Linked DNA regions of Mus musculus: region 1 is linked to region 2. A link is a contact called in ENCODE Hi-C or POLR2A ChIA-PET data. All regions are on one chromosome and are shown on one strand. The core of a region is the stretch at or near the end of the contact, and the rest is flanking DNA. Distances in the headings are between cores, read along the strand shown.

What was found. A loop is a pair of places that touch in the nucleus more often than their neighbours do. ChIA-PET counts read pairs that join two places held with the same protein, here RNA polymerase II (POLR2A).
Region 1: a loop to region 2 is called in a map of gastrocnemius, with 9 times the contacts of the local background. The contact joins the promoter of Erlin2 here to the promoter of Zfp703 in region 2. A Hi-C loop is called at or near these places in 14 of 37 maps with a recorded cell type or tissue (T-helper 17 cell, gastrocnemius, heart and 2 more). POLR2A ChIA-PET finds 5 or more read pairs at or near these places in 2 of 5 experiments (Patski and embryonic stem cell).

What each region holds. Positions count from the first base shown.
Region 1 is chr8:27,022,507-27,025,206 of GRCm38, reverse strand. It overlaps Erlin2 (ER lipid raft associated 2), which reads right to left and starts at 1,388. Exons shown (of 12, transcript NM_153592.3): 1 at 1,301-1,388; 2 at 29-150. The coding sequence starts at 135.
Region 2 is chr8:26,975,968-26,978,667 of GRCm38, reverse strand. Zfp703 (zinc finger protein 703) reads right to left here and starts at 1,332. Exons shown (of 2, transcript NM_001101502.1): 1 at 1,057-1,332; 2 at 1-100. The coding sequence starts at 1,314.

The DNA of each region.
Region 1 (2,700 bases), core at 139-2,638, 46 kb before region 2:
GTGAGGGAGCCATCTGTCTCTGCCTTACCTGTAATATACTCCAATATGTCCCTCTTCTATCTTGTGCACAGCTGAGAAGAGAGATGCACAAAAGAAACTGGAAGCCACGGCCACAACAGCTCCCAACTGAGCCATCAGTGAACCTGTATCCTAGAGAGAAGATATGGGACAATGTGTAGCCTGACGTACAGGAGAGCCACCAAGCTGAAGCTCACGTAAAGTGATTCTGGGGCAGCCTGCTGTAACACACACACACTACTTGCCAGATCTACAACTCACTGTGTCCTTGTTCTCAGTCAACATTCCGTTCCTTAACTGTGGAAGTATAATTCCCATTGAAGCAAGGGGGCATTAGCTCCAGAAACAGCTATACCTAAGAGAGATTTGGTGCCATTTGGGCAAGGTTCAAAACACAGCCTTCTCTCCCCTTCACGTTAACATGTTGTCAACAGAGCCATTTATACTTGTAAGGAAGAGAGGCAGCTGCAGGGTGCTGGCCCAAATTACAGAGGATGTCAAATGACAGGCAGCTGTGGCTATGTATTTCTGGTCAGAGCCTCCTACTTCTAATTGCCTGCCATTTCGAAGGAAACCACCAGTCATTCCCTTAGGACCCTGAGGGGGGGAAGAGAGAGAGGGAGGGAGGGAGAGAGAGAAGAGCAAGCAACTGAGTTCCGACGTAGGATTCTCTCTCTGATCTGTCCTCCACCTTCTCTGTTGTTCCTTTGGACTTAAACGGGACAGATCTCTATGTAAAACTGTAACACATTCTCCCATATCCTTTGCCCCCGCAAGCCCCATGGTTATAGGAAACTGGAAATGTCTCAGGCTGGAGACTCTGGACTACTCCGAAGTGAGGGTGGGGTGGGGTGGGGTGGGATGTCCCCAAATGTCCAGGGTCCCAGATGCCACAGAGTTACATGTAGACACTCATTTCCTGAACCCTGAAGGATCTGGAAAACACTACAGTGACGGACGTGCACACCGGGCACAGGGCACGGAGTCCACCTCTCAGGTCTGACTAATTTACTTATTTTTTACCGTAGCGGCCTTCAGCTACCGAGCAGCAGGAGTGTCCTCTCTGCAAATGTCCTCACTACCACCCCAAAGCCACCTCTTGCCCTTTCCCCGCCCTCCTCCGCGAGGCAGACACGGCCGAGAGCTTCCGCTCGGACCCGTGGGCAGGGGACTGGACTCCCGGGTGGGCGAGCTGAGGGGGCTCAGGACGTCAGCTCCAGCCGCGCCCACCCCCCGAGCCTCAGCGATGCCGAGCGTGCACGGAGGGGCGGCGGCCGCGTACCAGGCTGTCCCTCCAGGCGCTCCGTACACAGCCGAACCCCCGTGCAACCGTAGAAACCGCCACACCCCTCAGCACCCTACTTCCTTCCGGGCCAGTCGCTTCGATGACGCCATCAGTCCGCGCGCGCGCAAAAAATAAAAAAAATAAATAAATAAAAAGAAGACCCCGCCCACACCACACCCCTGTGCTCGTCCGGCCGCTCCGCCCCCTCGCGCTGCGAGCCGCAGTGTTCGGCGGTGGCGCCAGGGGACGCTCGCGAGCTGGCACACTGGCTGCGCACCTAGGCTTGCGGGTTTTAGGATGCCCAGGGCTGGCAGAGCGGGCTCCGGACACCAAGGCTCTGGTATCACCTTCCGAGGCGCTGGCTTCGGAGGTTGCTAGAGATTCTCCTTCGCTTCAAGTCCGAGCTGGATTTCTTTTCTTCTTCCGGAGCCGGGATCAATGCGATGCAGCGTTCTTGTCCTTCTGCTCGCTTCTTTTCCTGCTGCATTAGCCGAAGGAAACTTTCAAAGGTGCAGATTATGACGTCGCCAGTCAACAGTCCTACTCTGAGTTGCCCTTTATACTTTTCTGAGAGCTTTGTTTGGCCTTGAGGTCCCCACAGCAACATAAAGTAATTAACAAGGAATTATTGTTCCGATTTTTAATGAACGGATTCTGAAATCTGTGAGTGCTGAGGTCAACAGCAGTTGTTGAAAACTTAGCATTTCCTTAATAGTTCGGGCTTCCTGTCTTGCTTAACACATGCCATGGTGAGCTTTTGTCTGTCATCTGCACCCCCCCCCCCCCGGGGGGGTATAGCAGACCAGGAAGAAAACGTTTTTCCTAGCCTAAAGCCCTCACATGACCTCACCCTGCCATAGCGTTACCTTTGGACATTCATACTGGGCCTTTTCTCCGTTTTGTCCTGGGGCTGGAACTAAGGGCTTTATGGCTGTCCTCTATCCCCAATCTGCTTCTTTAGCAGGAAATTTCTAAACCGGCCACTGCAGTCATTTTGTTTGCAGGCCAGGAAGTGCCCACTTTAACTCCTGCTTTTAGTACATGAAAAGGCTTTTCCGTACAGTAGATGGCCAGTGGTCAATGTCCGACGATTTTAGGACTCAGGAAAAGAAGAGTAAAGGAACCCCTTTGTCTTCTCCCAAAAGCCAAGGCACTGAAACTGAATTCAAAGTTCCGGGAAGCCAGATGTTTGGTGACAGCAGAAGAAAAGCAGCTGCCCCCAATCCCAGACACCCAGTGGCTGCAGAAGAAGACAACAGACCAAGTAGTTTCAAAACAGCTTGTCTAAGGGACCCAGCAAACTCCCCATTCTGCCCCTAAAGATCCCCCTCCCACTTCCCGATTCTTAGCTACAAAACCTGAGGCTTGAAGCATGTGACCTGCCTTCTCCTGGACTC
Region 2 (2,700 bases), core at 83-2,582:
CCGCTACGGAGTTGAGCTTGGATGAGGGCGGCGGGTCGGGCTTGCCGATCTGCGAGCAGGTCTGGGCTAGCAGAGCCAAAGGACTCTTCTTGGCGTCCAGCTGCGGGAGACAGTGGCAAAGGGGAGGGAGAAGGGGGTGAGACTGGGAGACTCACTAAGCGCGCGCGGAGAAGCTGAGCCGAGCACTGTGGGCGAGCGAAGGGAGCTGAGCGAGGAGGGTCACGGAAGGAGGGCCTGGCTCTGGCCGAGTAGCTGGGCGGAATGACACTTGCCTTGTGGGTTAGTCCCCGAGTGTGACATGGGCGCTGGCGCGCAGGAGAAATGGCTCAACCACAGCCCTCCCGGTTAAAGGTGACTTCTCTGTAATCCGGATGGTGATTCGCCCCTTTCCAGATAATTTTCCCATCTTTTTGGGCCAGGGAAAAACTTAAGCCTTTAGTTTGGGAGAACTTCGTTTGGGACGGGTTTCTGGTGATGGCGCTCGGTGTAAGAGCAGGGAGAGGCGCCTTCTAAAGGCAGAGCCGCAGTTGGCCCTGTGAGTAGCCCCTCCCTCTCTCCTTCCCTCCCTTTCTCCCTCCCTCCCGGGGAGGACACCCAGAGAAGTAAGATGAAGAAAGACCCAGGATCCCGAGTGCCTGGTTGTCTGCACTGTGCCCCTAAACAGACGGGGGAAGATGCAGAGGGACACCGGGTGGAGGCGAGGGAGGCCCAGAAGCCGTCTTTGGACAGGACTCTAAGGGGCCAGAGGAAAAGTAAAGGACTCTGGGCACCATAAGAGCAAATCCAGTCGGTTAGAAAACACGCAGCTCCAAAGGGCGACTGGGCAAAACCCTTCCACCCATGAGTCTAGGGAGAACCTGGGCGGGCGGGGAGGGGGGTGTCTGGTTCCTGCCTTCCGTCCCTCCTCAGGAGGTCCGCCTGCGTGGCCAGCTTCGGGCCTCGCGTCGCTACGGGAGGTGGGGTGGGGTGGGGGGTGGTGGAGGGAGCAGAGCCATGGGCCCAGCATGGGTGGAGGAGTGGGGTTCAGTTCTGGGTGGGCAGCGCCCGGAGACTGACCTCAATTGGGCTGACGGGTGTGGAGGACAGCGGTTGCAGGTACTCCGGGTGCAGGAGGTGACCGGTGTGAGCGCTCAGCATCTTCAGGACCCTGATAGGGAGCCGGTTCGCCTGGCGCAGGGGGTCCGCCGGGGGCAGGAGGGACACCACTGCCGGCACCGCCGGCCTCTTCCCGCCGCCGCCGCCGCTGCTGCTGCCGCCGCCGCTGCCGCTGCTTTCGGGTGTCCTTGGGTTAGATCCAGCGGGCGAATCGCTCATTTGGAGGAGGCAGTGCCACTGGGGGGGCGGGGAGGGAGGGGAAGCTCCGGGAGGCGAGCTCCCGGGGCGGGTGGGCTCGCTCCGCTGCGTCGAACGCCGTGCAGCAGCCGCTGCGCCTCCGTGCCGCCTCCCCTCCTCCACCGCCGCCGCCGCCGCCGCCGCCGCCGCCGCCGCCGCCGCAGCTAGCCCAGGCGAGCAACACAAAAACCTTCGCCTTCCGCGAGCTGCACGTCAAATAGCCGCGATCTGCAGCCACACTTCAAAGGGATCGCCGCGCCCGCCCAATCGCAGCTCTCTCCCGGACCCCGGGGCGGGGAGAGCGGAGGGCGGAGGCGGGCGCCGCCGGTGGGCGGGGAGAGTCTTAAAGCGCCCTAGCCGGTCGCCGCCTCCCGGCCTTCGCCCAGCGCTGGATCTGCTCCCCTTTGCGGGTTGTGCCCGGCTGCCCTAGCCCACGGGTCACCCAAGGGACGGGACTTCTGGACACGGGCTCTGTGCCCTCTCCTGTTGCCTGCTGCTTCCCACTAGTGTCTAGGGTGGAGACCGGGGTGGGAACGCAGGGCGCCTGCTCCGGTCCTAGGATCCAAGCCTCTCCCCGGGACCGCCGGGGGGCGGGCTACGCCTCGGGAGCTCGGCAGCTTCTCCGAGCTGCTTCGGCCGGTTCTCTTTCCCCTAATTGGCCTCTCCCGGATGTGTTCACTTGGAAGCGCCGAAGCCTTGGGGGCATCCACTATTCCCTGGGCGCTGCCTGAGCCCTTCCAACTACTTTGAGCCTGTCCAGTCAGACTGGAAGTGGAAGGACTCCCTTCCCGGTGAGACGGTCTAGGTGAAGCGTGGTTGAAGGTTTGGCTCCCTGGCCAGGAAGCGTCACCTCAAAGCTCCTGGAACGCCCCCAGGGGCGCTCTGAATTATAGATCGTGTTTGGTGTGTTTCAGGGTTCTTGTCCCGTTTAAAGTCATAAAGCTACCTCACTGTGCTGTGACGAGCTGAGCTGCCGTTTGGCGGCGACGTGGTTGGAGGTAGCATCAAAGTAGAGGCCGATGTCCTAGAGGAGGGGGGGGGTCTCAGCATTGCAGGACGACACAAACTCTAGAGACTGCCCCATTGGTTTCCCCTCCGGCGAAATTTCGAAATAAGACCTTTTTATTAATAATAACAGTACCCTCTCGGATTCCCCCAAGCCTTCCGGAAAAAGTACGTATTTACACTTGGCAGAGATTTTTACATAGTCATGGTCCTGACCATAAAGTTCTAGATCCTTGGCTCAATCGACTGAGCTTGGTCCTTTGTGCCCCAGCTCTGGAGTGACCACTTTTGCGTGCCCTCAGTGGCCAGTGGAGGCGCGCTGGTGTCGCTGTTCCTTTTGAATACCCTTTTCCAGTCGTGATT